Linked DNA regions of Mus musculus: regions 1, 2, 3, 5 and 6 are each linked to region 4. The links are chromatin loops, found by intact Hi-C in ENCODE. Cell type or tissue: left cerebral cortex. All regions are shown on one strand. Region 1 has its middle 13 kb from the start of Bbs5. Region 2 overlaps Myo3b (myosin IIIB). Region 3 overlaps Myo3b (myosin IIIB). Region 4 holds the start of Gad1 (glutamate decarboxylase 1). Region 5 overlaps Myo3b (myosin IIIB). Region 6 holds the start of Dlx1 (distal-less homeobox 1).

Region 1 (5,000 bases), 930 kb after region 4:
ACTCTTATAAAGGAAAGCATTCCACTGGGGCTTGGCTTATGGTTTCAGAGGTTTAGTCCATTATCATCATGGTGGGGAAACATGGCAGCCTCAAGCCAGACATGGCGCTGGAGAAGGAGCTGAGAGCTCTACACCTGGATCCACAGGCAGCAGAAGTGAATGCCACACTAGACCTGGCTTGAGCATACAGGAGATCTCGAAGCCCACCCCACAGCGACACACTTCCTTCAACCAGGCCACACCTACTCTAACAAGGCCACACCTCATAATAGTGCCACACCCTGTGGGCCAAGCATTTAAGCACATGTGTCTTAGGGGCCAAACCTATTCAAACCACCACAGCTTGGAACCATCTTGCTAACCCTGTTTGTTTGTTTTTAGAGACATGCATCAGTATTTATTGCAGGCTAGCCTTGCTGTCTCAGCTCAAATGATCCTCCTTGTAATTGGTCCTTCCAAGTAGCTGGGACTACAGGTGCCTATGCCTTGGCTACAAATTATGTCAATATTATCTCTATTTAAAAACCCACACAACCCCTAGGAGAAAAATATAGTGCTCTTCTGCCGATTAAAAGGATAACTGGGAGGTTGGCAATAGCCTTTAATCCCAGCATTGGGGAGGCAGAGGCAGGGGAATCTCTTGAGTTTGAGGCTAGCCTGGTCACTGGCCAGAGTGAGTTCCAGGAAAGCCAGGGCTTCCAGGACAGCCAGGGCTACACAAACAAAAACTGTCTCAAACACACACACACACACACACACACACACACACACACACACAAACAAAAAATGGGGATTCGGGGGGGGGGGGGTATCGTATTGGGGAAATACACTTGCTGCCAAGGCTGATAATCTAAGTTTGATATAGATAACCCAAATGGTAGAAGGGCCAACAACTAAAAATTACCCCATGCCAGCCAGAAGAGCAAGCTCTCCCCCACAAACAAAGAAACTTTTTTTTTTTTAACAAAAGTTTTTTAAAGGGAGAGGGGGCACACTGGCTGGCTCAGTGAGGAAGACCACTGGAGTTCTTCCGGAGGATCAGGGTTTGGCACCAAGCACCCACATGGTGGCTAACAACCGTCAACTCCAGTTTTAGAGAAACAAATGCCCTCTTGTGGCCTCATCAGGCATTGCATGCACATGGTCCACAGCCATGCCTGAAGGCAAAGATAACCATACAAATAAAAATAAATTTAAAGGGAGGTTAATTAATTCAAAACTTTAAGGAGCCGGGCGTGGTGGTGCACGCCTTTAATCCCAGCACTCAGGAGGCAGAGGCAGGCGGATTTCTGAGTTCAAGGCCAGCCTGGTCTACAGAGTGAGTTCCAGGACAGCCAGGGCTACACAGAGAAACCCTGTCTCGAAACTCCCCCTCCCCCCAAAAAACCCCACAAAACTTTAAGGAAACACTCTTTTTGACACTTCCTTCTCACACCATGAGCAGGACTTAGTTCTTTTAAGAGGACTTTGTGGGTTGGCAAAATAAGTACGAAAAAATGTGCTTACCTTGAAGCCAGCCCTTCTGAAAAGTTGGGAAGTACTCACAAACAGGTGCCAACTCCACAGAGTTGTCCTCTGACACAGGGGCAACACACACACACACACACACATTTTTATATGCATGAGTGTTTTCCCAGCATGTACATTTTTATAACACGTTTGAAGTTCTGGATGATTGTGAGCCACTGTGTGGATACTGAGAATCAAAATCAGCTCCTCGGCAATAGCAACAAGAGCTCTTAACCTCAACGCCAATTCTCCAGGCTCTCCCCTCCCCCCTCCACACCCCCTCCCCCACCCCCGCCACCCCAAATGCTAATTTTAAAGGGGGAAAAAAAGACACAGGAAAAAAACAAAACAAAAGAAAACAAAACAAAAAAACAACAGGAAGGGTGGCGGGGGAGGAGCGTCGTTGAAGTTTTTCTCTAGGACAATAGTGACACCGTGTGGCCAGTTCTTAGGACAGCAGTTACGAAGCGGAGTGAGTGTTGATTATACACTGGAATGCAAAAATCACTGTTAACTACATCAAGCAGACTTCAGATAGAATTCAGAGAGTTTATGGAGACCTAGCATTTGTGAGGACTATGCCGGTTCTTTTACAGATGTCTTTATTATATTGTTCTGTATTTTCTCAGATGATCAGGGACTAAATTAATTCTGCTGTGTTTATATAGTAAAGCAATCCTGCAGTTGTAAGCAAATGTATGTTAGTGTATTCTAGGGAAATTGGTTTTAAATATTCATTCATTCATTCATTCATTCATTCACTCATTCATTCACTCATTCATTCATTCAAAGATGGGCTCCCACTCCAGTCAGGCTGCCTTTGGATTCATTATATAGCCCATTTGTAATTCTCCTGCCTCATCCTGCCCAGTAATAAGATTACAGGCACGAGCCTCCACCTAGTTGACAGACCCCTTGCTTTGCTAACCTGCTTCCCATAGGGACTACACAACACATTCTGGCATGCAGAGGGACTGACTTTGTCCTAGCTTTAATAGTCCACCCCACCCCCTTTGGTAGTTGCCATTTCTTCAAATACAGTTTATTCACTCAGTTAAAATAATAACTTTAAAAGATGAAAGTAGCATTGAGGTGCAGTGTGCACACCTGTAGTACCAGCACTGCGAAGTGGAGGCAGGAGAACCCTGAATTCAGGCCATCCTTATGAAAGAGGAAATAGAGACAAAGAAAGTGAGAACTAGAATCATCCTCCCAGAGCACAGCACATGGAGGCAGCAGAATCCGAAATTCAAGGTCATCCTCAGACACACAGGGAGTTTGAAGACAACCTGGGCTGTGTGAGACCTGTCTAAAACAGACAGACAGACAGACAGACAGACAGACAGACAGACAGACACATTAAAGAGAACACAAGCACCTAACCAGGGTAAATTTTTTCTATTCATCCACTAGACATTTTAGTAAATACATTGTTACTGTGAATGTGTGCTTGGTGATGTGTGGTCAAATGTGCCACAGTGGGTGTGCAAAGATCAGGGACAGCTTTGTGGAGTTGGTTTTCTCCTTCTGCCTTTATGTGGGTTCCAGGGATTGAACTCCGGTTGCCAGATGGAGCAGCAATAACCTTCTGAGCCATCTCACTGTCTGCATCTCTCCTTCCCCGTGGCTGGTGAGACGGCATAAAGCAGCATCCTGGACGCTTCTTTGGAACTATGTTTGACGTCCATGATGATTGGGAAGTGCTCAGTATATAAACATGCCTGGTAATGAACCGCAGGGAGCTGGAGACACACATGAGGCCAGGGTGATTTACAGCATCGTTTATAAAGCAGGATACAGGAATTGAGTTGGTTGAGACCTTAGAGGTTAAGTAGACCAGTCTCCTACTCAGGAAGTAATCCTGCCAACAATAATCTTGACATGCGGTTATTTAACATCTGCTGGAACAATCTCAGTGATTCCCAGGAGTAGAAAGCTCCCTGCCTCTCTAGGCACGTCATTCCCAACTCGAATGATCCCAGAGTCTTTCTTCAGTGATTTGAGGTCTGTCTTCTTGCAGCTAGGGGTTTTTCTCAGGCTGCCTCAGTAAACTAGTGGGCACCTTTCCTAACTTAGTAGATAGGTTACTGTGTAAATTTCTCTCCCCTCCAGGCTAAATGTACCCAGGCTTAGCATCCCCTAACCGTTTTTTGGTCACTTCCTTGGCTACTTCTCATTTTGTCAATGTCCCAGTAAAACGGATGTGATGGACACAGTCTTTGTTATGGTTTTTGTTCTTGCTTTTCTTGATATCGAGTCTCCTGCAGCTGAGGCTCACCTTGGAGTTTGGACCCTTCTGCCTCCGCCACCCAAGTGCTGGGATTGCAGGGATGTTCGCCAATGTCCTGTTTATGTGATGCTGGGGTAGAATTCAGGGCTTTGTGTGAGCTGGGTAAGCATTGTAGAAACAGCCTTACATGAAATCTCATTACTTTAGTGTGTGGAAGGCTTGTGATTGTGTGTGGATTTTAGATTCCTGTTAATGCTGCTTAAGTCATTTGGTGGTTACACAACTCCCTTTCCATATATTTATTTTTAAAGAATCGACGCACAGTAAACATGACTATTTTTGAGAAAGAGTCTCACTATGTAACTCAGGCTGGCTTACATACCTCACATTGGCTGAGAATTTGCCATCCTTCTCAACTTCTAGGGTGCTGGAATTACAGACATGTACTAGCACACCCAGTTAACGTTGACATTTTTTTAAATGTGTGGTTGTAAAAGACACATATGTAAGTTGGATGGTGGTGGCACACACATTTAATCCCAGCACTTGGGAGGCAGAAGCAGGCAGATATCTGAATTTGAGGCCAGCCTGGTCTACAAAGTGAGTTCCAGGACAGCCAGGGCTACACAGAAAAAAACCCTGTCAAGAATCCAATAAACAAATGGACAAATAAATAAATAAAATTAATAATAAAAAGACACATAACCAGTACCACAACCAGGAGCCTCCCTGCTCCTATACCACTATAGTCAACCTCCTGTGGTCCCTGGCTCCTGGAATCATTGGTTTATTTACTGTAGAGTTTTGTCTGCTAAAAAATGTCATATGAGGTGGGTGATGTAGTTCAGTCATAGGGCATTGGCATAGGATGTGCGAAGTCTTGAATCCACCAGTCCTGGGGCCCCATGAGTCCATTATTTCTGGGTCTTATAGATTTTCCATTACATAAGCACAATTACATTGGTGCTTGTCTCCAATCTATCTTCAATCTCTTGATGTCTGGGAGGCAAGGTAGGAGGCTGAGGTAAGAGGGCTGTCAAGTTTGAGGCCAGCCTTGTGCTACATAATGAGACCCCGCACAAAAAATAATTAAAAACCCCTTGTAAGATGGTTTATGTAAAAGACCTGTAAGTTTATTCATTTGTTAAGTTTTATTAAATGTCTAGTATATGCCCTGGAGATATGGACTTGAATAAGGCCAAGCATCCTGCTACAGATCAGGATAACAATGTGGCCCCTTGGGAAATTGGGGAAAGAAGAT
Region 2 (5,000 bases), 300 kb after region 4:
TTAGCAGAGAGGCACACAGCATGACCACACAAGGCAGAATAGCACTGCGAGGTAGACCAACATGTTTACCGCATAGATCTGGTTGTCCATTGTGGTGTGAGGAGCCCCGTGCAATAACACTTACTAGTCCTGAAATAGTCCACCTGCAGGCCAAAGCATGGTCAGGGCAACAGGCCAAAAGGAAGAGAATCCATGCTGACTGTGGCTGCCTCTGTTTATCCAGTGCTGACTGCGAACCTTGGGATGAGAACCTTGGGATGAGAGCACCCTCTAGCACCGCTATCTTTCTCACCAGACTTAGCTGCTGCTAGACAACACAGGAGTGGCCCTGTCTCCTGGCGCCCTGGGGCTTTATTTCACTCTGCATGTTCAGTCTCTTTCATAGTCAGTGAGAACAGGAAAGTCAAAGGAAGCATTGGGGGAAATGCTGGGTGATTACTATCTCTGATGTCACATGGCAGTTACCATGGTAACTTGGTTGTGGAAAGTCTCCCCCCAAGACCCATGTGTCAAGGCACAGTCTCCAGCCCTGGTACTACTGGGAGGAGATGCAAGCCTCTAAGAGGCAGGAACTAGTGAGAGCTCTTCAGATTGGTGGAAGTGTCTCCCTAAAGGCAGTGATGGAAACCTGGCCATTTTCTTTCTCTCAAGACAAAGACGGTTTTGCTCCACCAGGCAAACCTGCCACTAGGTGCTACCCCAGTACCAAGCCAGCAGAAACAATTGACCATGCGCTGTAACGCCTAACACTGTGAGAAGTAAAACTTTTCTCTTTGTGAATTGGTTATCGCTGGGTATTTGTTAAAGTCATGGAAAGCTATCAAAGTTATACACAGTCAAGTGTTGATCTTTTTGACCGTAATAAGGAACTCAGACAACACATCTTTTCTATAGCCACTAATTAAGGGAGTGTTACTTTCCAGGTCGCCCAGAGAAGAGGCTCCCTTGAAAGGGTAAGAAAGCCAGTCTAGGGCACGCTGATGCCTGACTTGGGAAGTAAAAGACAGTTTCTAGCTCCCATGAAACCGGAACTTAGCTGGAAGGAATTCTTTGATAATGAAATTAAAATTTTCCTTTGAATTTTAAGGGGTGTTCCTTAGCTTTCGGCAAAAGCCCGTATTACTGTGAAATAGAAAGTGCTCAGAAGAGTGTGCAAAGCATAAGTTCACTGCATAATGACCACTATGAAGCAAGTGTCCAGGGGTCCACCATTCAGATCAGAAGCCAGAGCATCCAAGCATGGCCAGGACCATCTAGGCTGACCCTTGCAATGCTTGTTGCTGTATTTTTAAAAAGATTTATTTATTTTATTTTATATGGATAAGTACTTTGCCTACATGTATGTATGTGTACTGTGTGTGTGCCTGGTGCCTGTGGAGGTCAGAAGTGGGCATGGGATCTCCTGGGACTGGAGTTATAGACAGTTCTGAGCCACCATATGGGGGCTGGGAACGGAACTTGGCTCCTCTACAAGAGCACCAAGTGCTCTTAACCAATGAGCCATTCATTTAAGTTTTGAAGCAGGGTAAATAAAATGACATAAACAATGGGTTTCCAAGCACTGGAATTATGTTGCCAGAGTAACCGGGCCTTCTTTGTCTCTCACAGCAATGTCTAGCCACTTCCACCCCTTCAAAGAGACAAGCATACACCTGAAACAAATGCTTTCAATTTCAGTGAAAAAAAGAGACTTCTCTTCAAAGGCTATACTACAATTACAGGCAGGCAGGCAGACAGACAGACAGACAGACAGACAGACAGGCAGACAGGCAGGCAGGCAGGCAGGCAGACAGAAAAACAGACAGAAAAACAGACAGACAGAGGATAGATGGTGATAGATGTTTCAGATCTTAAAAGCCCCATTAACATTCTGCCATTCGATGCAAGACACAGCAACACTTTTTAATGAAGGTGGGAGGACGATTATCATTACAAGGTAGTAAACTGGGGACCACTTCAAAACAGAAAGTGAAGGCACAAGGAAAAAGGTTCTAGTTTCTCTACTGACACACCGCACTAACTCTGCTGTAGCCTCCTGCTGTCTCAGTAGGCACCTTGTTACCAGAAGACTTTGGTGTCAGCTAACTGAATGCATTTTTGCATGAATAAATCCAGAAAGCAGACAAATACTCTTGCCTTTTAGTTTTGACACTTACATGCTGCTTTTAATATTATTCAAAATTTGAAGAAGAGTGGATTTACAATTCAAAAAAAAAAAAACAGCATCGTGCACAGCTCAGAATCACAGAGGAGCTTGCTAGGATATCACGTTTGTTTCCTCTCTCCTTCTGTCTCTCTCCCTTTCTCTCTCTCTCTCTCTCTCTCTCTCTCTCTCTCTCTCTCTCTCTCTCACACACACACACACACACACACACACACACACACACACACACACACTTTTGTTACTCCTAGATGATGTGAGCTTCCATTTCCAGGCACAATTCAGAAAGGTTATAAGCTCTCTGGAAGACGAATTAAAATTTTAAGTCAAGAACTAGAAAAGGCTCTGCTGTGTTTCTTTCCTGCTTTGGGGAGACTCCGGGAAGGACAGGAGGCTCAAGGCAGAGCTTTGCTTTCTGCATAGAGCCACCTAGTGCTCAGGACTATGAACTTATTTTTTTTCCTTCAGCCACAAGCTGAAAGAGTAAATTCCAAAACCACGAACAGGTTTGACAAGTCATTATTTATGTTTATAGGAGAGTGCAAATGCCAGCTGAAGAAGAGTCTTGCGGACAAATTTTATTTCAGGGACTATTAGCCCTGTTAATAACGGCATTATCTCTGCTTCTGCCCAGAAGCCAGCTGCAGAGGAGTCTGAACTCCAGAGGGGAGCACCAGCCAGCTCTGCCCACAGCTGTTCACGGGATCCCGGGGATCCACATGAATTAATCCTGGCTGCAGCCAAGAAGCATCTACAGGGCAAGCTGGCTGCAGACTTTGAGTGGGCACTGGGTACCACGGAAGCATGTTTGAAGGATGTTAAGTTACTTGTTTAAGTCAAGAGGGGCACAGGTTGTATGTAGACTAGCTTTTTGTTCTCTCTTAGGCAGGATTTTCACTTACTCTGGATCATTTATATACTCAGCTATAAATTAGACATGGCGACAGTTCCATCCTACCTTGCAAAGGTCCCAGGTGAGAGACATGGGTGCCAATGATTTTAGGAAAAGGAAGGAGCTGTGAGAAGAGGATTGTTGTGGCCCAGACAGAGACAGCTGGATCCCAGGTGAATCAAAGGAGCTTGGTCCAGTGAGAATCCATTGATCTGGGAACTCTCATCTGGGGACCTAGCAGCCTGCTTCTTGGCACGAGGACCCACAGATGGACAGTTTCAGCTGTCTGTCAGCAAGTGAAGCCATAGATGTTCCGGGTTGTTTAGGGGAATGAGAGAGGGTGAGAACTGGACCAGGTAATCTCTGAGGGCTCTTGGTCAGAAGACCGTTGATGTGCCACACACCCTTTCCTTGGAATCTTACACCAATACATCTCCATAATTCTAGGTAAACCAAGTCTATGATTATATACAGTTTTATCAAGAGAGTTAAAAGGAGGCAGAGACGATGAGAATTGTAAGAGCTGATGTGGAAAGTGTGTGTGTATGTGTGAATGTGTGAATGAGTATGTATGTGTCTGTGTCTCTGTGTGTGTGTGTGTGTGTGTATGTACGTGTGTATCTGTGTGTTCGTGTGTGTGTGTGCACGTGCGTATCTGTGTGTGACTTCCACTGTGTGTGTATGAATGTGTATATCTGTGTCTCTGTATGTGCATGTGTGTATCTGTGAATGTGTCTTTGTGTGTATGTGTGTGTCTCTCTGTGTGTTCACATGTGTGTGTGTGTGTGTGTGTGTGTGTGTGTGTGTGTGTTATGTGTGATTAATTCTTCTCAGGACTTAATTTACAAAAGAAATAGCCATGTTCTTTTCTTGAATTTAAACAGCACCCTGACCCTGGTTAAAGTTCAGTGTTGGGCTGGAGAGATGGCTCAGTGGTTAAGACCTTTGGGTGCTCCTGCAAAGGATTCAGGTTTTGGTCCCAGTACTCACATCATAGCTCACAACCATCCTTAACTCCTGTCCCGGGGATCTGATTCCCTCTATGACCTCTGTGGGCACCAGGCATGCACATGGTGCATAGGCATACACACAGGGGTAACACTCAGACATGAAAAATAAAACAAAATAAAGTAAGTCTTTAAAAGGGGGGAATTTGATGTTGACAGTGCACATATGACAGTATTTGGGCACTGACTAAAAGACACCACATAGGCACTGGACTAAAGCTTTGGGGAGTTCTCAGGTACCTGTTTTGGTCAAAGGAATTGAGAACAGTTGCTGAAGGAGTTTGTTCTCAGACGTCCTCAGGACTACCACCACGTCAGCAGGGAGGGTGTCTCTGTTTTTCTCAAGAACCCCAGAAGCATCGTATAACACCTAGAAGACAGACAGCAACGTGTGCAAGTTACCAGAGGCAACTGACTGTGGCCAGGGACACTGACGGGCTGTCTGAGGAGCCACTGCCCGGCAACTGGATATAAACTCATCCTGTCATGTAACACAAAGCCTTTGACTACCAAGCACCAGATAAAAGAAAGAAGTTGTACTTTTGACAGGTCAATTTATCTTAGCTTCCTGTCCAGGTATCTTTGAAGAAAGGATCATATGGAAGAAATGGCATATTATAAAAACTGCTAAAATACTGAGTGTTCATCCCGTGTGAAATGCTTATTCCCATTCTACTGATAGGCAAGTGGGGGCTTAACAAGGGGCCAAATGAGGTCTGGCAGTCATCATACTGGGGCAAATCAGCTTTTAGCTCATGACCACGATGCCCTCACTGCCTCTCAAAGCACTCATGGGGTCTGAGTGATCACTCAAAGAGTCTAAGTGGTTCTTGGTTCTCAGCAATGAGGGAATCCAACCTAGAGGGATTTGAAGGGATACTCTACAAATCCCTGCAGTGGTATGGTGGTTTGAATGAGGGTGCTTCCCATAGGTTCATAT
Region 3 (5,000 bases), 340 kb after region 4:
TCCTGCATGCTCTTTGGTTGGTGATTCAGTTTCTGTAAGCTCTCTTGGGCCAGGGTAATAGGGTGCCCTTGACCCCTCTAGTTTGTCCAAGTCTATCCCCTACTCTTGCACAAGACTCCTTGAGCTCTGCCTGATGTTTGGCTGTGAGTTTCTGCATCTGTTTCCATCTGTTGCTGGATGAAGCCTCTCAGGACTCTGACAGTGGTGGTTATATGGCAGGCAGGAAAATGTGAAGCCACAGGCTAGGCAGGTTTAAATCCTAGCTCAGCCACTTCCTGGACATCCCCAGGCATCCCAAAGCCAGGTGCCCTTTCCCGGGGCGGGGCCAGACCGACCACAGCCTCTCTTTCTCTTGTCTCAGTGCTTCTCAACCTCTAATGCTGTGACCCTTTAATACAGCTCCTCATGTTGTTGTGACCCCCCCAACCATAACATTATTTTCATTGCTACTCCATAATTTTGCTGTTGTAATGAATCATAATGGAAATATTTTTGGAAATAGCGAGTTGGTGAAGGGGTCGAGACCCACAGGTTGAGAACCGCTATTTTACCTGATTCTTGTTTGTATGGTACAAAGACTGTTAGCATCTTATCAAGAACCAGATCTGGTTTGCCTTTGCAGTTGCTCTGCTCAGTTGAGGGCTTGACACCTACACACGTAAGTAAATGTTTCTACAGAGAATAAATGAATAAATTTGACTTTGAGGAAAAGATAGAAATCAATACTTTTAACATTTGGTGCCTCCGTACTGTTTATTTTAATGATCTTCTCTGATAATTAAGGAGATGGATTTTCACAGATAAAGGGCAAAAGAAAGGGAGTTGTGCTGGCTAGCTTTATGTCAACTGGGCACAAACTAGAGTCATCTGAGAGGAGGGAACCTCAGTTAAGAGAATGCCTCCATATAATTGGACAGTAGGCAACCCTGGAGGGCATTTTCTTAATTAGTGATTGAGATGGGAGGGCCCAGCCTATTAGGAGTGGTGCCACCCCTGAGCTGGTGGTTTGAGGTGCTATGAGGAAGGAGACTGAGCAAGTCATGAAGAGCAAGCCAGTGCGCAGCACCCCTCCATGGCCTCTGCATCAGCTCCTGCCTCCAGGTTCCTGCCTTCTTTGCGTTCCTGCCATTATTGTCTTTGGTAATGAACAGTGCTAATGAGGTGCTAGTGAGAGAACCCCTTTCCTCCCAAAGTTGGTTTGGGTCAGAGTGTTTCATCAGAGCCGAAGAAATCCTAACTAAGACTATAGTGTTAAAAAGAAGTGAAGGACTCTAACAGTCTATGCACAGATATTTTTCTATGACCAACATTTATTGATGGCTAACACTGTAGGTAGGCAGAGCCATCCTAATCATTTATGTGTAGATTCAATCTGAAATCAAAACAACTCCCATCTTATAGAAGAGAGTTCAGAAGAATAAACAGTTAAATGACTTCTTCAGCAAGTGGCCGAGCTACAGCCCAAATCGGGCAGAGCCCATGGTTTTAATCATTGGTTTGCCCTGCCTGGTATGTGAGCATCGTTGGAAAGAAATGAGGGGGCTATTTTCCCATCTGTCCCTGCTCTCGCCTCTGTTAGTCTCTGTTTTCTCCACCTTCACTGGAAACTCACAGCTTTCGATAGATTGGCTAGTCAGCTGCAAATGACAGCTGAGAGCTTTTCCTGGTGGGTTCAGAAAGCATCTATATAGCCAACACCTGGCTAGCTGTTAAGAGGAAGTGTGAATTACACCGTGTTCCCTTTGGAATTTATTTCTGACCTCCTAAGGAAGGGGCTGTTCAACATTTTGATACGTATTTGTGAGGTTGTATTTTTTTAATGACTGCTCAAAAGAACATGAAGTACAGAATGAAACTGGAGATTACAAAGGCCCTGTGAGAAGCCTTTGCCACCTACCAGGCGTCTAACATCAAAAGAGTTGGCAAAGAGTAATTAGAGCAAGGGCCTGAGCGTGCACGGCGGCGTCATGATTTTCTAAGGGGGAAATAGGTGTTTAAAATGAGACTGGAGAACTGCACAGGCAAAAATGAGCAGAAGTATGGTGCTTGGTAAGTCCGAGAACTGGCTTCGAAGCCACTGGAGAGCAGCTCTCTGATCTAACAGAGACAGGAGAAGCTGGGTCTGACTTAACTGCTTAAGGGCCTGGATGTCTGGGTGTTTGCATCTCGTCCTCATTTTGGTAGTGTGTGTGAATGTGTGGGGCAGGCTGATGTACAGAAACTAAAGGAAAGTGGGTTTTTGGTTCTCCTGGCCTCAAGCACAAGTTTCTACTGCTTCAAAAGGCCCCAAGTCACAAGAATGGGTCTCTCTGCCTTGTCAGCTAGACACAGACACAGAAATAGCCATGGCAGTAAGAACCGATAGGAAAATGTTTGCTGCAGAAACCTGTGACAAGAGAAAAAATCAGCACAACACAGTCACCTTGACATTCCATCTCTGGTAAGTCTGGCTTTGGCTTTCTGGTTTGTAAACGGGCTTCTGCACAATACAGGGCTATCTCCGGACCTGATTTACTCTGTGTTATCTTCCTCACCTCCGGTATTCTGGATGTTCTTTTAATAATACTGGACTGGTGCTTATCTGCATCCTGGCCAGAATTTAAAAGCCAAGTAATTGCAGAGTAGGGGAGCTATGTCTGCAATTACATTCTCTCTTCCTTAAAGAGAAATTCTGCCACCCTCTGGACAGAAATCAAAGATCTGTTTCATAGAGATTCTCACAGAATAGAGTTTTAAAGACTTGCTCCCACACCCTAAAAATAAGCATCTTAAAAAAAAAAAACAACTATATGTCCTTTAAAAAGTGGGGGGGAGAAGGTTAGAGCCATGTAGAAGGAGTCCTGGCTGCTTTAGCTAGCATAAACAAAATGCATGAGAAAATAAAACTAAGATAAGTCTACGGATTCAGTAGAGAATGGGCTCAGAGGCCATCGAAACAGTCTTGAGCATTTAACATACACTCTTTCCACGGCCTGTTCGTAGAGTCCATGTTAGCTCTCCACTCTGCAATAGCCAATTAAAGACTTTTCACATAATCTCAGACATGACTGTTTTGCAGTTACATTTTATTTTATTTTATTTTGGGTTTTTGAGACAGGGTTTCTCTGTTTAGTCCTGGCTATCCTGTAGACCAGGCTAGCCTAGAATTCACAAAGATCCACCTGCCTCTGCCTTCGTTTGCCTCCTGAGTGCTAGGATTAAAGGTACGGGCCACCACTGTCCAGCTTGCAGTTAGTTACTCAGCTGAACACGAGGACCGTGAGATTTCAGCCATTTGAGAGAAACCGGTCACAGGGGTCTGAATAGGCAGTTTGTTTCTGAATCCTGCCTATTCGTCCACGGGACATGCTTAATTAAAGTCACACAAATGAAACGCTGCAAAATGCAAGGATGTGGTTGTTACAGATTAAAATGTGGGGCAAGCCCAAGCACAATCATATCATCCTTACAAACACCCAGAGAAAGAAATCAGAGTGACACGGAGAACCATACCTGGTTTTAGCAACAGGGTTTCGATGCTTCTGGTCCTGGAGCACCTTGGCCAGCTGTTTTTGCAGACACAAAACCTTGCCTTGAGTTCCTTTAATGAATGGGTGGTCCAAGAGATGGGTGACCGAAGGCCGCTTTTCAAAATCTTTAATAAGACACCTGTTTCACAAAAAAACAACAAATAATTCTAAAGTGTAACATTAGACACTCTCTGTCCCTGGGAATATAATATAGGAGAGAGGAGGGAAGAAGGCTTGGTAATGAACGTGATCATTAGCCCCGTGCAGCTCTTTCCTTTGAAATATGTATCAGAAAGTAGAAAAATTCAATGAATTGAATCAGTTAAACCATCAGAAATCTACTTTAGACTGTTGTAAGTAAATATTAAAAACTCAATTCTTTTTTTACTCTCAATTTACTGTGAAATATTTGAAACACTGGAAAAGTAGACTACTTAGGAAAGCATTTTTAAGAGAAGGGAGTTTATCTTAGGAACCTATAGAACTGTGACGTATCACCTCTACTAACCCTTTTATAGGAGTTGCTCTAACTCGGTGGAGTGGAGGGCCTGGGGGATGCATTTAGAAGCTTACAAAGAGAGAAAGGAACCTGCAAGCAACAGAGAAGCGTGCGGCCACTGGCTTCTAGTGTTTTCTGAGAGAACAGAAAGGTCTCAGAACTGAAGATGACTGGCACTGTAGTTCTGGTGAATTGCTATAGGATTATACAAAGTGGGGAGCAGAAAGTCCATGCAAAACGGTAAAAGTCGGGATCTGTTTGAGCCCCTCTGCAGTGGATTGGTTAGAGCCACCCCAGCGGAACGGCTTTCTCATTAGGACTAAATGACCTATCATCCATAGAAAACAACAACTCCACACACGGAAATCCCTAGTGAAATGGGATCTGATGAAAACCGCTCCAACCACCATTGCCTTTCTATCCCGAGTAGCTGCCCTGCATCAGAGGAGGAAGCTGCAACATCTTTCAGCTGACACAGGAGGCTCAGGATAAGCACAGAATGACCTTCTGCCCACTCCATGCCATCAACAGCTGTGGTTTGTCCCTCAGTAGCATGGCAGCAGCAACCCAAAGCCTTGGCAGGCTGTAGGAAAGTTAGCAGCCTCTGAGCACCTTTGACAGAGCATTTAAGCCCAATTCTTCACAGCAATCCCCAGTTGTCAGATACACAGGGAGCTTTTAGTTTTCACTTCAAAATGGCTTTCCCTCACCTTCTAGTCCTGAAGAATATTCTGTAACATTCCCGTTCCCCCGTCAGTCTATTGGTGGATGCCTTGCCTTGGGGGCTCCTAGAACCGGAGCTTGCAGCTAGAAAGGCCAGCGACGCCTAGAGTATCTCCAGACTGATGGCCGCAAGACTATAAATACCACCTCCACCTTGCCATGGGGAGAAATCAATCATTTGACTTTTATAGGTCCAGGGTGGTTTGTATAGCCTATAATTTTTCCTAGCAACAATACAAAATCAGGCACAGGGGCTCACAAAAGATTGC
Region 4 (5,000 bases):
GACAGCGCAGCCTCCCGCAGTGCCAGCGCCCCCACCCTCGCTGCAGTCCATTTAATAGGAAACTGGGGCAGGACCTACTTGTAGGGCGCAGGTTGGTAGTATTAGGATCCGCTCCCGCGTTCGAGGAGGTTGCAGGCGAAGGAGTGGAAGATGCCATCAGCTCGGTGGTCTTGGGGTCTCTACGGTTCAAGGGTCCCCCGCAGACTGGGCGCAGGAACAGGCTGCAAACAGAAGGGAGAGCTGTGCCGGGAGAGCTTCTAGGTCCTGCGGCCCGGGGCACCGAAGTCTCGGAGACAGAAGGGAGACCAAGGGCAGCGAGCTGGCTGGGTCCTGGTGCGCGGTCGGTGGGAGGGGGTGGGGAGGCGCTCGCTAGCTCTGGGACTGGGGCGCAAGCACAGTAGCCCCGGGCGACTCTCAAGTCTAGAGGCGCAACGGGGTGCTCCGAGTGAGGCTCACAGCTAAGGGGCGCCGGAGGCGGGTGCAGGACGCGAGGGATGGGGTGAGGATAGGGCCAGGAGCACTAGGGAGCACTCATCGAGCAAATTCCAGCCCAGCCGAGACAAGCCCCATTGGGCTCCCAGCAGCCTGGTGAACGGGCAGAAGAGGAGGGGGGAGGGCGTGCGGGGCGGGCACGTCTGGTTCGGTGTCTGGCTCCCGTTGTTGTGTCTGGCCAATTCCTTGGAAAGAAGGAGGCTCACAGCGCCGGGGACAGGGACTTTGGTGAGACAAGGTGAGAAGAAATAGGTCCTCCGCCCCTCAGGACTTGACCCGCTAAGAATCAGTCACCTTGCACTCCAGACAGCCAAAAGGCAGCGTGTCGAAGCCTTGCTGATCAGTTTCTTGTCCCACCTCGTTTCTAGCTTTCTCAACCCTAGAGCGAGGCTCCGTCCCAGATTCACTGTTTCTACTCTACCTAGTCCCCAGAGTTCGTTTCACTGAGCCAGAGAAGGTGGCAGAGGGTAAAAAGGAGACCGTCACCCGGTGGCGAATTTGCGCCTAGGGCGCAAGAGACCTCGGATAGAAGAGTGCGCGGTTCCCCTATTTGGTGTTTGTTCGTGGACAGAGTGAGGGAGAGAGGGCGAGAGAAGAGGAAGAGATGGGGAGAAGGAGCGGGCGAAAGAATGAGAGGAGAGGGAGGAGAACGGTAATCTGGGTAAATCTAAGACCCCGCAGAGCGCAGCCCACCAGCCGCCTTTTGCGTGTCGTCCCTCGGGCCGAGCATCTGTCCCCCCCCCCCCCCGCAACCTCCGCGCGCTCTCGCAGCTCCGCGGGCGGCGGTGGGACGCGGGTGCTGGGGAAGTAACAGGTTATCGCTCCTCGCACCTTCTGCCGCTGCTACCCAGGCGCGTATCCGACAGCCGTGAGCTCCGATCCCCCAAGCGCAGGCAAAAAATGGCTCTGGGGTCACTTCAGCCCTTATGTGTCCTCCCGAATGAAATTGATAAGGGTTTCAAGAGCGAGGAGGGTAGGGGATGGGTGCGCCAAACCACAGCTGCGACAGGACTGGCGGGAAGCACTCGGCTGTGGAAGGTGGGCGACAGGCGCGTGCTGGTGGGGTGAGGCAAAGGGCTGGACAAGAAGCCGCAGGCTGAGGGCACCGGGTTGAATAACCGAGGCGGGGCTCTGGCAAGTCCGGGCGATCCGGTATTTACCCACCTCGGTTCAGCGACAGCGAGCTGGACCCTCCCGCGACTCCTCTGCGAAGCGTCCCGGGGCTGGGCTGGGCTCGGCTCTGTCACAGGAGTACGTGCTGGGTGTCACCCCAGGGCTGCTTCCTTGCTTGCACGATCCCTGGTCCGGCACGGGAGAGCCTGAAGAAGGGAGAGATCCGGAGAGGCGGCCGCTGGGCTTGGGGGAGGCGGGGGCGGAGTGGGGAGGCGGGGACCCGCTCGGCGGGGGGAATCACGAGGCCGTTGCTCGCGGGGGCAGCTCGTCCGCGGAGCGCTGGGGCTCCTTTGCAGGTGTCTGACTGCCTCTGGAGCTTTGTAGGGCGATTATAAATCCAGCTCACGGGTTTGCGACCAGAAAGGAGGGTGTGTGTGACAAAGTCCTATGAGTAATCCAGAATGCACTCAGCACGCTCTGTTTTTTGTTTGTTTGTTTGTTTTTTGTTTTTAAATTATTTTTGAGATAGGCGATGTTGGGTGAGGGCAAGGGAAAATATAATTCCTACGAAGAATTTTGTCTCACTGGGTGATTCTTCCTTCCCCTCTTCCTAGCCCTCCATCCCGTATCTTGGAGAAGACTAGAATATTTGCTTTGCCTTGATCAATCTCCTGTGGTTGTCCTGGATTGGCGATTCCAGAAGGTTTTCTCTGGGTGGTGTCCTAGGGAGCGCTCTACTGAGCCAGTATGGCTGTACAGGCAAAGCGGAGATGAGGGGACCACCCAGACAGACCCTGGAGTTTCTGCACTCCCGTTTCTTCTTCCAGTCCATCTCCACACTACCTCGTTCGAACACAGCTACCTGGCACCACAAGAGGCAAGGGGTCTATTTCCCTTTCTCTGAGCCCTCTCCCTGGAGAGGGGTAAAAGAAATCTTCGTAATTGATCATGTCTGAAGGTTAATAACACGCACGAGTGCCGCTCCACACGCCTGGGGCAGCAGAGCATGGAGGGTGGCTCCGGGAAGCCAGGACGGCACTCCGTGTCTTGGCCCGCTCTCCTCGCTTCTTTTCAGTTTCACGCTGTTCAATGATTCTCTCTTGGCAATATTTAAGCACATTACTGAGCGGGGTGAAGTCCCCCACCATAAAAAGGCGGTATTGGAAAAAATTTCCACCAGAGGGCGCCAAACACACAGAGACCCCGTGCTGGCGGCCTTTTCCCTGGTGCGCCCTAGACAACACCTGGAGATGCCCGAAAGGCTCTGTAACGGCCGGCCTCTTCTAGCCTTCTCGCCGCTACCTCCTGGCTTTCTTTTTCCTCTCCCTCCGTTTCTCATCCTTTAGGGGCAAAACAAACTGGATTTTTGGGCCTGTCTGAGTGATGGGGAGTACTCTATGATCGCTTTACTCGTTTTCATAGAGATTTCCCTCATATTGTGGAGCAGCAGACCGGTTTATTCATGTGCACCTCTGGGTCTTCGATGGTTTATCCCAGGCCTGTCTCTTTTTTTGTGACCATCTTAGCGACTTTCATCACCACTCAACGGAAACATCAAAAACAAATAGTATAAATCACCGAAATTTTCGTGAGGGAGCTGGAAGCCTCAGGGCTGGGAGGATACGGTCTGATCAACAAAAGGGATTGAAGTAACTAAGCTGCTCCTTGCGACCAAAGAGAACATTGCTGTTTTCTCTGGGCCTCACATAAAAGCCCCCGCACATTTTAAAAACAAAAAGCACCCGAAGGGTGGGCTGAGCTGAGTTGGAACAGAAGTTCCCCTGCGATCCTGTTAGGTATGTATGTGTGTGTGTGTGTGTGTGTGTGTGTGTGTTTCACGAAGGAAATGGCCCCTCAAACCACGCACCTCAGAGCTTTTCAGAATATCTTGAAACTGTTTACGAGGAGGTAAACTCGGAGTTTCTTCCACGCCCCCTTTCCTGGCCTTCGTTAAAAGATATAGTGACATCAGTCAGGAATCTGGGTGTCACTGACTAATGTCAATCACTCAAGACTCGCTGGTCAGGAGGGAGGAAGCATAAATCCTCCCGACCCTAAGTACCCACAATTCTGCCTAGGTGCGGCCTTCCTCTGTCTCCTTAATCTTCCTCCAAGACTCTGTAAAGACGCTTCACCTGTGGCACTAGATGGAGAAATTTTCAACCATGTCTTTCTTTGACAACGGAATTAAAAGCTCTCAATCCTAGGGCTTTAGCAAAATCCACGTGGAAAAGAAAAGAATATTCTACAATAGTAGATATCACAAGTCAAACCAGGCTGGGTCTCTCTATCTATCTATCTATCTATCTATCTCTCTCTCTCTCTCTCCCTCCCTCCCTCCCCCCTCCTTTCTTCCTCTCCTCTCTCCTTTATGACGGGAAGGAAAAGAATGAAGGCTTCTATTTGTCCTTAATTTGAAAGCGTATGAATAGTAGTAACCAATTGAACGATATTAGTGACCATTTGATTTATATTATCTTTGCATTCATGAAGATGACATTCCGGTGAGCCAGAAGAAAGGTAGACTGAGGGACTCATGACTGGATTAATCTCTGATTATCTGCTATTCCAACTCAAGACTCTTGGGCTCAGCGGGATATTGAAAACCGAGGGCCTAGAAATCTACTCAGTTCCGGTACATCGAGTTTTGCGTCAAAGAGAAGACTTCAGCACCGAGGACAGCGCCTGTCGTTAGGGGCTTTCCAGGGTGTTCACTGCAGGTGCGGGGCCAACCTCCTGCCTCGCCCCAGGCTGGGCCCCACCTTCTTTTCTCTTTGCAATAAGAACTGTTTATTTTTGCCTGATGGGGATTGTAGGGTGAAGCGTCTCGCCCACTCCTTTCTTCCCCTCCTAAGAATTTGGACGGACGACAACTGTCCTTGGCATTTGGATATTTGGCTCTTCAGAAACAGTATTTGGAACCTATTTTTTATTTGGGGTTTTCATTCTTTTTAATCTTTATACTCCCAGAAAGGGGATGCTTAGGAGAATGGGGGTGGCAAAAAGACATCCTCTCCAGGGACTCGAACCGGTGGTGAGGGGTGGCCCGGAAAGGTGTGGTGTCCGGCCAGCTGTTTCGTTTGTATTTTGATTTAAGAATTAACGCTTTGAAGACATGGGAAAACAAAGCTCTAAGGCACAAATGGGCGGAGAAATACCCACGGCTGTGTTCTTTCTCCCTCCTCCGGGGCGTTGGGGGTGGCCCGCCGCTTGCTCTCTTATTCTGTCTACCAAGGACAAAGTTCCCTAGGTCAACAGTAACAAAGAGGGACAAACATACTACGTCCACTGTGCCCTTTTCCTGGGACATTTCAAAATACTTAGAACGTGTTCGGGGGGGCCCTGGGTTTTTTGAAAAAGAAAAAAAAATCTGGTGGGAGGAGCGTTAGGCGTGG
Region 5 (5,000 bases), 430 kb after region 4:
AATGGAAGAAAATTCCAGTGCATTGGAAGTACATCCAAATAGAAAAAGAAAAGGAAACTGAAGTCAAGCAGAATCAAGAATTTTTGTCATTAATGTTATTTGCAGGGAAGGGGAAGGGAGGGCAGGGCAAGGGGAGGGGCCCACCCTTATGAAATATAAAAGTCAATATTCAACTGGATTTTTAAAATATGTAAATGAGAGCTGGTGTACTAACTCAGTGGGTAAAGATGCCAAACCTAACAGCCTGAACTCAACCCCCACAACCAGAATGATGAAACTAGTCCTTTGATGTCTTCACACACACACACACACACACACACACACACACACCCTCCCATGCCTTCTCAATACATAAACAAACAAATCAATGCAATATAAGGCTTTTAAAAATGTAAGTGTTTAACTTCATCACTTTCCATTTAAGAGCTTTTTTCTGAGGAAATGATACATTTTTAGCACTGAGAATAGGCATGCATGGTCACACAGCTCTAGTCAACCCGTAACCCTTCAAAGAGAACTGAGTGATCCCGATAGGATAATTCTTAAAGAACTAACTTACTGATATAAACCCACAGAGTTCTCCCAGGGCTTAGGAAGAGAGCAGCTACCGTCTTAGTACAGAGGCTGCATGTCGTCATTTGTTTTTCTTCTTCCTGCCCAAGAATGGCAAGCCAGCCCATTAGAGTTGTGACAATGGCAAATGTTGAGTCCAAATAATCGCACAGAGAATCTGCCAAACTATTATTCTGATATCTGATCCAGCATCCGAACAGGAAAAAAAAAATAAAGAAAGGCAGGAAGTCTAGGAAAGAGTGACAGTCTCAGCATAGCTGGGATAAAGATGGATGTCTTCCAGTTCCCTTGTTCTGTGAGCCATTCTGCATCGAGGTAGGGAAAGGGGGTTAGTTATCTTCATCTAGATCTAAAGACTTCTCCCAAGATACAAGACGGGAGTGGAGTGCTAGAATAGAGATGATCAGAGAGCAGAGGCTGTGGACACAGAAGTTAGCTCATCACTGGAGATGAAGGGTCTATTGACTCAATGGGTATACACTCATGTGCACGCACACACACAAACACACACACACACACACACACGCACGCACGCACGCACACGCACATGCACGCACACACCTCTTTAGCCTCCTGGAATTTATCAGCGTAGGCGATTTTTTTTTTCAAAGCATTTCATCTGCCTATGAACGCACACTTTTAAAAAGGGAAAGAATAAATATACCCAAAGAAATCTCTTATTGAAAGTGTATACATCTCGTAAAACTCTCTGCTATTTGGGAAACTATGTTGCCATAGCAAGCAAGCACTTGTAACACAAGGAACCACACAGAGAATCCTTGCAGCCTGGTTCCTCATCTCTGCACATGTCACCGCTCGCTCGCTCTCTCTGCTGCCGGCTCCTGCATCCGTAGGTCCCTTCGACTGCTCACCAGACTGTTAATTAAGAAGCCGGAAGCTTCAGCTGCTACCATGAGCACTTGTTTTTATGTTTTGGAAAAAGCAGAAAAACCAGCCCGGCTTAAGCGAGGCTGTTTTCGGAATGTTGGTTGTTGGTTTGCTCACATCTGGATTAGGTCTAAAATGATAATATTACGATGATCAACGCTTGAGAGCCCCATCTGCATATAAATAGGCCTAATCAGAAATGCAAATGCAATTTCCAGAACTGTGTAAAGGCTGCAGATAGCTGCGCTTTTGTGCGGATAAGGGAAGGTCAACACGTGTATTGTGACATCGATTCAACGGCCCAGAGTGTTCCTTTGAAAGAGCCGGTTTGGAAAATACAAATTATCTATCAATCTGCACCCAGGCTGAGCTGGGCTCCCCACCATTTGACCCTCCTAACGTATATCAGCTCAGCTGCTGGCAAAGAACCACCCTGCACGTGCAGACCCTGAGAGCACACAGAGTAGGCAGCACACCTCATCTAAATCACTTCTGAGACTCCTCTGAAGGGGCTTTCCCACTGAGGGGTGAGGAATAAGGATGTATGGGTAATGAGACATCTTTCAGATAGACGTCACTGCTGATCTGAGTGGATATGACCATATGTATATGTATTTTGGGGAGCCCCCTCAAGCTCCCCCAATGCTACATTAAGTACACTTAAAAAGAAAGCGTCGGCCTTTAGACCAGTTGTTAAGTCCTAAATCACATCTGTGTTTCTCTCGTGTAAAGCACAAAAAAAAAAAAAAAAAAAAAGAACATTTCAGAAAAATTGTAGTGCTGTGAATTGGCAATTGTCCCATGCTCTCGCCATTTCTCAGGGAACTTATCTTGTAGCGATTAGTATCTCCTCACGCCCCCACCCCCACTCTAAATTTTTTCCCTCATCTTTTTGAAAGGGAAACATATTACACAATCGAGCTTTCTCAAATGCGGAGAGAACTTGCATACCAACTAGCTTCCCTCCAAAACCGGTTTCACGGAGCACCGATGAGTCAAGAGCGCCACCTGGTGTCCTACCTTGGTATCTTAAAGAGCATTTTCACAGGATGCATTTCAAAGAGGGGAGGGTCTCCATCTCCCAGCTCAATGGCTGTGATGCCCAAGGACCAGACGTCACAACGAGCGTCATAGGACGAGTCATACTGCTGCTCGCAAGCAATGACCTATCAGACAAAAACAAGACACAACACATCAGGCCACTGTCACCCCAGATGCCTGGAAACCCTTTTTGTTATTCCATTGACCGTGCTAATGATGAATGGGAGCAATGAGATGTTTGTAGGCTGTGCATAACCGATTCATCATCTGATATGTTTACTAACTTAGGTCCTTCTCCTTTCCTTTTGAGCTGGGGTCTGACGATGTTGCTGAGGCTGGTCTCAAATTCACAAGACGTGCCTTTGCATGTTCATTTCTTCCGTTCTCATGTGACCGTCACGCCTGCTAGGATTACAGATGGATTCGCTTCCTTTTTAAAATGTGTTAGCTCCACTCAGAAACCATGTGTTGAACCATCTCAGTACAAAGCACATCATGAGGTAGTGTATGGGAGAGGGGCCACTCTGTCTTCAAAGTGCCTGCTTTTCGTTCCCCTTTAAAGAAAAAACTTGGTATTCGAACGGTACCTCCCAGCCTGCTGTTAAATTTAAACCCCCAAAAACAGTTGCTCTTAAGAGTGGCTGACACAGAGTCCTCGGGAGTGCAACCCACCGAGCAGACTGATGTTGGAAGACCCTACGGTTATGAAAAGCAGGAGCCACCCCATCCTACAGTTTCCCTCTTACCAACAACGTCAGAGCCCTCCCCAACATCAAACAACCTCAACAACAGTTTGTGGGTGCCACTGCATTTTCTGGCCTAACTGGGTAGAGAGCAGGGAGATTAGAAATGGCTGCAGGCTTGCTAGTGGGTGAAGAACAGGAATTCTTGGAGGATTCTGTTTTATCAATGTTCTAAGTCTCACAGGGGGAAGCAGACTCCTGACTGTCATGCAGGACTGGGAAAGAGGTGCAAGCAGAGGGTGAAGAGGGACCCAGGGCTCCCCTTGCCCTTGATTCTGCCTCCCAGAGCAGGCCGGATGCTGACTGTGACAGCTGAGCACCACGTTGGTGAGTGTGGGGTGGGCAGGCTGCTCCCCTCAGGCTCTCATGTTGGCTTTGGCTTTTACTCTGGGTGAGACAACTACTTGTGGTAAGCTGACAAGAGACAAGTCAGGCTTCTATTCTAGTTGCTCCCCTGGCTGCATGCTGAGGGCAGAGCCAAGAGAGGGGGACACACAGCCAGTTACAGTGCTACTGTACCAACCAGTTATAACCAGATCCTGAATGTAATTCTGAAGGTTGAACCAACTGGAATTCAGAGTGGGCTTTTAAGAAAAAAGATCTGTGGATAACTCTGAAGTGTTTGACCTGGGCATGTACCGGAGAACTGGGGTTAACCCACATGGAAAGGAGAGAGAAAAAGCAGGTTCAAGAGTCAAAGCTGAAGCATTCAAATCTCAGGGGTCAGGGAAGTATCCAATGGGAGATAGTGATTTTAACCCCTAAGGCCTCCAAGGCTCCCTACTGGACATCTGAGGTAGATAATTATAATTATAAGAAGAGTACTCTGGCCTGTATGTGCCCCCCCCCCACCCCATCCCCCAGTTCATGTATGAGAAATGTGATCCCTATAATGCAACAGTGATAGGAGATGTGACCTTCGGGAAGATGTCCAGTCCGGAGGCTTGGCCCTCCTGAATGGATTCATGTCAAGACAAGTGTATGAGAATGGCTCTCTAGCCTCCCACCGTACGAGGAGAGTCGGAGGCCCTCACGGAACCCCAGAGCCTTCACATTCCCAGACCTTATGGCTGTGAAGGAATACTATTTTGTTCCCTCTAGATTGCCCTGCCTGAGATATTTAGTACAAAGTAAATCAGCAAAATAAAGAATTATGTTGTGCTAAGTGATGGTGGCTGGTGATGCACGCCTTTAATCCCAGCACTTAGGAGGCAGAGGTAGGCGAATCTCTGAGTCTGCTGTCAGATTGGTCTACAGAGAGAGTTCCATGTCAGCCAGGGCTACACAGAGAAACATCTTTCAGAAAAAAAAATGTATGTTGCTTTGGGCCCCTGGATCTTGATATTATTAAAGCAGTGAGAGAAAGGTAGTGTATCAGCTCTCTTCCACACCAGGTCATGTGAAAATGTCCTGAGCCTTCTATCCTCAACCTCAGCTATGGCTCTTACTGTTGCTGCTTCTTCTTCTTCTTCTTCTTCTTCTTCTTCTTCTTCTTCTTCTTCTTCTTCTTCTTCTTCTTCTTCTTCTTCTTCCTCATCTTCCTCCTCCTCCTCCTCCTCTTCCTCCTCTTCCTCCTCCTCTTCCTTCTCCTCCTCCTCCTTCTTCCTCTCTCTCTCTCTCTCTCTCTCTCTCTCTCTCTCTCTCTCTCTCTTTCTCTTTCTCTCTCTCCCTCACCCCCCCTGGTCTCTGAACTAGAGAATGTTCTCCTATGGACCTACACCATGTGTCTAGCTGCCACCCCTCCATCAGAACAGA
Region 6 (5,000 bases), 970 kb before region 4:
AAATTGTCCTGGGTTTACGGATCTTTTTCCCTTTGCCGTTAAAGCGCACCTCGCCGCCTTCCACCACCGTACTCTTCTCGGAGTCCGCCCCTGGAGGGACAACAGAAGCAGAGACCCTTGTTAATGCTGCACTGCCTTTAGTGAGGAGGGACGAGAATGAATGTCTATGGATGGGTTGGCAGAAGTAGGGTCCGGAAAAGAACGTTCAAGAAACCCTGAAAGACTGCGAAGGTCCCTCAAGGTCCGAGCGCACGTCCCTGGCTGCTGCAGACAGAATTGGGTCGTTCCCAAGAGCGCAGCTATTGCCTTTGCAGAGAAAGTTTGCTATTTTTTGCAGGCGGTAGTTGAGGTTTAATTACCCTTAATTGCATACATTGTTTATAGCGCTACGCAATAAATAATTACCGAGACTAATACGTGCACATGTGGGTTTCTGTTTTCCAGCAGGGCATTGTGTGCTCGGCGCACCGAGCGGCCCAGAGGCCCAGCCAGTGCCAGGAGACGCGCTCGGATTTATCCTTTGCTGGACAGTTGTAAATTGAATTGACTTATAATTTTTTTCTTTTCAGTGACAAGGATCCACAGATTGATATCCGAAACCTCTACTACTTCCGCGCTTTCCCCACCCCCACCCACCTCTCTACCCCACACTCTCTTGTCTTTTCTCTTTCCCCCTCCCCTTCTCCCCCTCTCTCCTATTCTCCTTCCCTTCTCTCCTTGTCCCTGGCAAGCGCACGTACCTGGGTCCTCCAGGCGGCTCTGGGCGAGGCTGGCGCTGCCGGGGTAGGACTGCACGGAACTGATGTAGGGGCTGGACGCGTGGCTGCTGACCGAGTTGACGTAGGGGTAGCCCAGCGGTCGGGAGAAGGATGAGGCCGAACTGTAGGCACCGTCGGGCTGCGAATGGCCCGCCGAGTGTAAACAGTGCATGGAGTAGTGCCCGTGGGACATGGGAGAAGGAGACATTTGCTGGTTGGGCGGCCCAAACTCCATAAACACAGCCTTGCCCGACACGGGGCTGTTGAGACTTTCTGGCATGGTGGTCATGGTCATCTCTTCTCGCGGGGTCTGGGTGTGGGTCTTTCTCTCCTCTGCTTCCCTTTTGGGGGTCTCTATGTTTCTCAGGACAGGAAGGAACCCAATTTAAGCGGAACAGGGGTTTTCACTTTCCATTCATAAGAAAATGGAGTTTGTCTCTTTGAAAAGTCTAAGCATGATGCTGCCGAGCTCCCCAAACTCGGTTCAAAGCTTTGACTCAGCCAAGGTCATAAATATTCATGAGCTGGTGGAGCTGATTGGTCGGCTCTCTTGCATAATCACCGGGGATTGGTCCGAGAAGCTCGGGCTCGGCTGGACTAGAGCGGGCGACGCGGCCCGGCCTGGGGAGAATCCGGTCCACACGTCCCGGCCGGGGCTCCTCTGCAACAGAGCGCGCGGAGCGGGACGCACAATGGGCTGCGGCGTCCGCGCAGGAACCTCGAAGGCGCGCGACTCCAGCCTCCCGCCTCCCTCGCGCGCTTCCCGCCCCAGAAACCAACCAGCCGCGCCCTGCCGTCGCCCTCCCCCTTGCTGTCCCCACCCTTCGCCCGCCCCCAACGCCTGGGACCCCGGACCACTTCTTCTTGAGGTCACCTAGTCCGGTGCGGAGCGCCGCTCCAGAGTCCGGCCGCGGTCTCTGGATCGCGGAGTCGCGCACTGGGCGACAACCCAGGTAGCCTGCAGCCAGCGGTCCTTCTGAGCGTCTTGTGCCTAGCTCAGCGCGCTCCAGGCCGCGCCTCCCAGGTTGGGGTTCTCTCGGCCACATCCCGGGGATCTGGGTTTGGGGGCCCTCTGGCCCAACTCACTCACTCGGCCGCCGCCCCGCCGTTGCCACCGTTCCCAGGGGCTTGCTCGCATCTCTCCAGGCCCAGCTGGCCACTCCAGCTCGAGGCTGCACGGGTCTGATCAAAGCAGTGCGCGTGGAGAGCCAGGAACCCACGCTTCTCCACCCAGGAAAGGCGGCCGCACCGCCTCCCCCCTCCTTTCCCTCCCAACCTTCCTGCCTCCCCCTCCCCTCTCCACTCCCCCTGAGCCACGAGCCCCGGGCTCACTCGCCCCGAGGGCGCGGCTCAGCGTGGAGTCCTGAGGGCCCGCAGTCGCCTGGTGGCTGGTGCATCGAACTCCTGCCAGGTGGTCATTTTCCGACCTCCTGGGGTCTGGCCAGAGTACTTGGGGTTTGGGAGTCCTAGGGAGACACCGACACCCTCAGCAAATCCTGATCAGTGGTAGGCTTGAATATTTGTGTTTAGATATGCCCCTCTCTGTCGCCCGATCTCTTCCTCACCTCCAGTGGCCAAAGCTGGAGCCTCCGGGCCCGGGGGTGAGGTGGGGAAGCTGGTGAAGGAAAGAGCTGCCAAAGCGCGCTGTCTACCATCTGGGTGCAAGTGTTGAAAAGTGCACAAAAGATTCTCTCGCACTCCACCCCCCCACTACTACCACACACCACCTCGCGTGGCGCAAACTACGCTGGTTGCTAGGGACTGTTGGTTCCCAATCCCGCCAGCCCCACGATGAATCCCAAATTACTTTGTTAGGTAATTAGAAAGTGTTGATAATTATTTCTTTCATAATTTAGCGGTGTGACGGGGACCGGGGGAAATGATCTTGTGAAAGTTCACACGTGCACACGTATTAGTTACTGATTCATTTGATTAAATGGTAGTCTCAAGTGCTCAGATCCGCAGCTGAAGGCGCCCCATTAGCATAACACTGATGTTTAATTTTCATACGCATAATTAGCCATATATTTAACACTAATAGCAACATGCAGCCTTTCAGCGTTAAACAGCCCGGGGATTTGATCTGGCCTGAGCTGAACCTGCGCCGCGGCACCTTCCCCTATCTGGAGTGCACAGTGATCACAGGGAGACCTCTGTAATCAAGCACATTTTGGCAGAGGGAACACCAATAAAAATGAACATTCAAAACAAATTACATCGGTGATGTCGTTACAGATATGAGTACAGGGGATTCATTCTCATTCTCTCTCTCTCTCTCTCTCTCTCTCTCTCTCTCTCTCTCTCTCTCTCTCTCTCTCTCTCTCTCTCCTTCAGCAGCAGCTCCTGCCTAAAGATTTCCTCTTCTGATTAAAGGCATGAGGCTGTGCGCAGAAACATTTCATGCAGCATGTTGGTTGGAGCAAAAGAGAAAAACAAAAGAAAGAGGAAAAAAACAAAACAAAAAACAACAGTCCAAAATTCGTAAACCAATAAAGGGTTTGCCATCGCCTGAAAGGTTTTTTGTTTTGTTTTTGTTTTTTCCTTAATCGCCAAACCACAAGGTGAGGCTTTGTAACACCAACCAACTAAGAACTCCAACTCGCCTCGTCCTGGTCTTCCTGTCGTACTCGCGATTTTAATAGCTCCTTCTTAGTGCCTGTTTTGGGGTGTGGAGTGCCGTCCTGTGCGCCCAACGCAGCCGCTTGGATGCCATCTGAACCGAAGGTCTCTTCGCCTTGCGGGCCTTGCCCATGTAAGTGATCGCTGCGGTTGTGCGCCGGGGTTGGGATGGGGAAAACTGGACTGGTGTCTCTTGGAATTTAGTGCAAGGTATGGGGACGTCGGATGGCCGGATTGCCTAGGACCAGTTTATCCCAGAGACTGGTTGGGTTGGGGAACCAGAGAGCGACCATGGGTCTACTAGGTGCTCTGTCCTTCCACTTAGCAGAGCAGGAGGCCAGGCTGGCTACTGGGAACGGGTGGGCACGATAGGGTTTCAGAGTCTGGCCACATTTAGAACTGAGCTGTGTGTAGGTGAGGGAGCACACTTGAGAATTATTTCCTAACTCAAGGAAGCAAGTCTTGGGAGAAACTGAGCCGGGTCCCTGAAAGAGTGTACAGGCCTCAGCAAACTTCAGGAAGTGAGATCTTATCTCTACTTTGTGAGTCCCGGTGTGCAGTCCTCCAACTGACCCAACTCTAAAGTGACACACCTGCTCCAAAATGCTCAGACCTTTGCCAGCCCAAGTATGAAAGGAACTTAGACTCTCCCATTGGTCCTGAAGGTTCCAGATCGGGAGCAGAACTCACGGGAGTCACCTCAGGAGCCAACAGCTCAGGTAGCCAGCTTACACTTCCTGTCTGGAATCCCTGCGGTTCAGGGTTAGGCGTCAGGTCAATTTAGTTGGTCAGCTGATGAGGAAGTGGAAGAGAGGAGGCTCTTAAAAAACAAAAACAAAACAAAACAAAAAAACGAACCCTACTTCTCAGTCTTAACTTCAAAGAACATTACACAAAATTCCTTTAAGTTTGTTTCCTACAGAGCTGCTGCGTTTAGCAGCACAGGCTAGATTACTAAATCAGATTATATACCTTCCCCATAAATACCTTCACCTGCAATAATTGTCCCAGTGGTTGGTGAAATCCTGTGGTCCTAATAAAACTATCCTTAGGGGGACCTAAGAGTAAACTGATCTGCAGATAAAGACACTACATGCTAATCTGATTGCTCTAGAAAAGAAGTGAAGTCATTCTCTGGCAAGTATCTTTAAGGCAGCTGGCCCTGATCCTCTCTAGGGAATATGGATGCTCCGTGGTCACAGCTTCAGTCTCTGAGTCTCTGCCTGGCGAATTCCAGAACACCTCAAAAGTTTGCCAGTTGATCTTTAAAATTCCCCATTCCTTCTTACCCTCAAACAAAGTCGGTTTAGAATTGCCGCCACACAACTCTCTACATCTCTAGATGTAGACAAACTGATCTGGGGAGTTGGGGACCATGGATGAATTCCCAAGTTTAGAGGAGAGCTGAAATGTACCACTGTGGGCAGTACTTGTCCCCAGCTTCCCACCTCCTCCTCCATGGCTCTGGGTGTCCTGCTAACTCCCTGGGGGTGCCTCTATGCTATCAATCCTGGCAAATGTAAAATCTCCTTGGCTCCCCAGACGATCCAAGCCCTATTAAGGACTCGGGCCACCTGGCCATTTGCATGAACACAAGCCAGAGTTCACAGAGGTTCTGATGTT

What was found. Peaks named below come from ENCODE experiments on the same cell type or tissue, not always from the same donor. Only the 100,000 strongest peaks of a DNase experiment are listed, where the experiment ranks them.
Region 1: it touches region 4 in a loop (7-fold over the local background); 6 of 42 quality-filtered maps call a loop at or near these places.
Region 2: a loop joins it to region 4, with 10 times the contacts of the local background. A loop is called at or near these places in 11 of 42 quality-filtered maps.
Region 3: it touches region 4 in a loop (4-fold over the local background); 32 of 42 quality-filtered maps call a loop at or near these places.
Region 5: a loop joins it to region 4, with 8 times the contacts of the local background. A loop is called at or near these places in 32 of 42 quality-filtered maps.
Region 6: it touches region 4 in a loop (6-fold over the local background); 5 of 42 quality-filtered maps call a loop at or near these places.

What each region holds. Positions count from the first base shown.
Region 1 is chr2:69,632,117-69,637,116 of GRCm38, reverse strand. No RefSeq gene overlaps it. Among named protein-coding and RNA genes, the nearest start is that of Bbs5, 13 kb to the left of the region's middle. In left cerebral cortex, CTCF peaks have their summits at 1,118 (motif pointing left) and 1,956 (motif pointing left); DNase peaks (open chromatin) are centred at 1,134 and 1,939; H3K4me3 peaks cover 399 bases.
Region 2 is chr2:70,257,393-70,262,392 of GRCm38, reverse strand. Myo3b (myosin IIIB) reads right to left here. Exons shown (of 35, transcript NM_177376.4): 23 at 4,301-4,430. Among named protein-coding and RNA genes, the nearest start is that of Sp5, 220 kb to the left of the region's middle. In left cerebral cortex, a CTCF peak has its summit at 2,593 (motif pointing left); DNase peaks (open chromatin) are centred at 348 and 2,579.
Region 3 is chr2:70,215,663-70,220,662 of GRCm38, reverse strand. Myo3b (myosin IIIB) reads right to left here. Exons shown (of 35, transcript NM_177376.4): 10 at 3,493-3,648. Among named protein-coding and RNA genes, the nearest start is that of Myo3b, 180 kb to the right of the region's middle. In left cerebral cortex, a CTCF peak has its summit at 2,679 (motif pointing left); a DNase peak (open chromatin) is centred at 2,641.
Region 4 is chr2:70,558,989-70,563,988 of GRCm38, reverse strand. It overlaps Gad1 (glutamate decarboxylase 1), which reads right to left and starts at 1,860. Exons shown (of 17, transcript NM_008077.5): 1 at 1,657-1,860; 2 at 79-221. The coding sequence starts at 157. It overlaps Gad1os (glutamate decarboxylase 1, opposite strand), which reads left to right and starts at 632. Exons shown (of 3, transcript NR_040496.1): 1 at 632-730. In left cerebral cortex, a CTCF peak has its summit at 2,780 (motif pointing right); DNase peaks (open chromatin) are centred at 2,785, 3,105, 4,221, 4,409 and 2 more places; H3K4me3 peaks cover 2,545 bases; H3K27ac peaks cover 2,115 bases.
Region 5 is chr2:70,124,474-70,129,473 of GRCm38, reverse strand. It overlaps Myo3b (myosin IIIB), which reads right to left. Exons shown (of 35, transcript NM_177376.4): 8 at 2,482-2,627. Among named protein-coding and RNA genes, the nearest start is that of Myo3b, 88 kb to the right of the region's middle. In left cerebral cortex, a CTCF peak has its summit at 2,476 (motif pointing left); DNase peaks (open chromatin) are centred at 1,517 and 2,475; H3K27ac peaks cover 1,659 bases.
Region 6 is chr2:71,526,047-71,531,046 of GRCm38, reverse strand. Dlx1 (distal-less homeobox 1) reads right to left here and starts at 1,602. Exons shown (of 3, transcript NM_010053.2): 1 at 741-1,602; 2 at 1-90. The coding sequence starts at 1,053. It also overlaps Dlx1as. In left cerebral cortex, no CTCF peak of the experiment used is centred here; DNase peaks (open chromatin) are centred at 1,955, 2,229, 2,550, 2,730 and 2 more places; H3K4me3 peaks cover 1,937 bases; H3K27ac peaks cover 821 bases.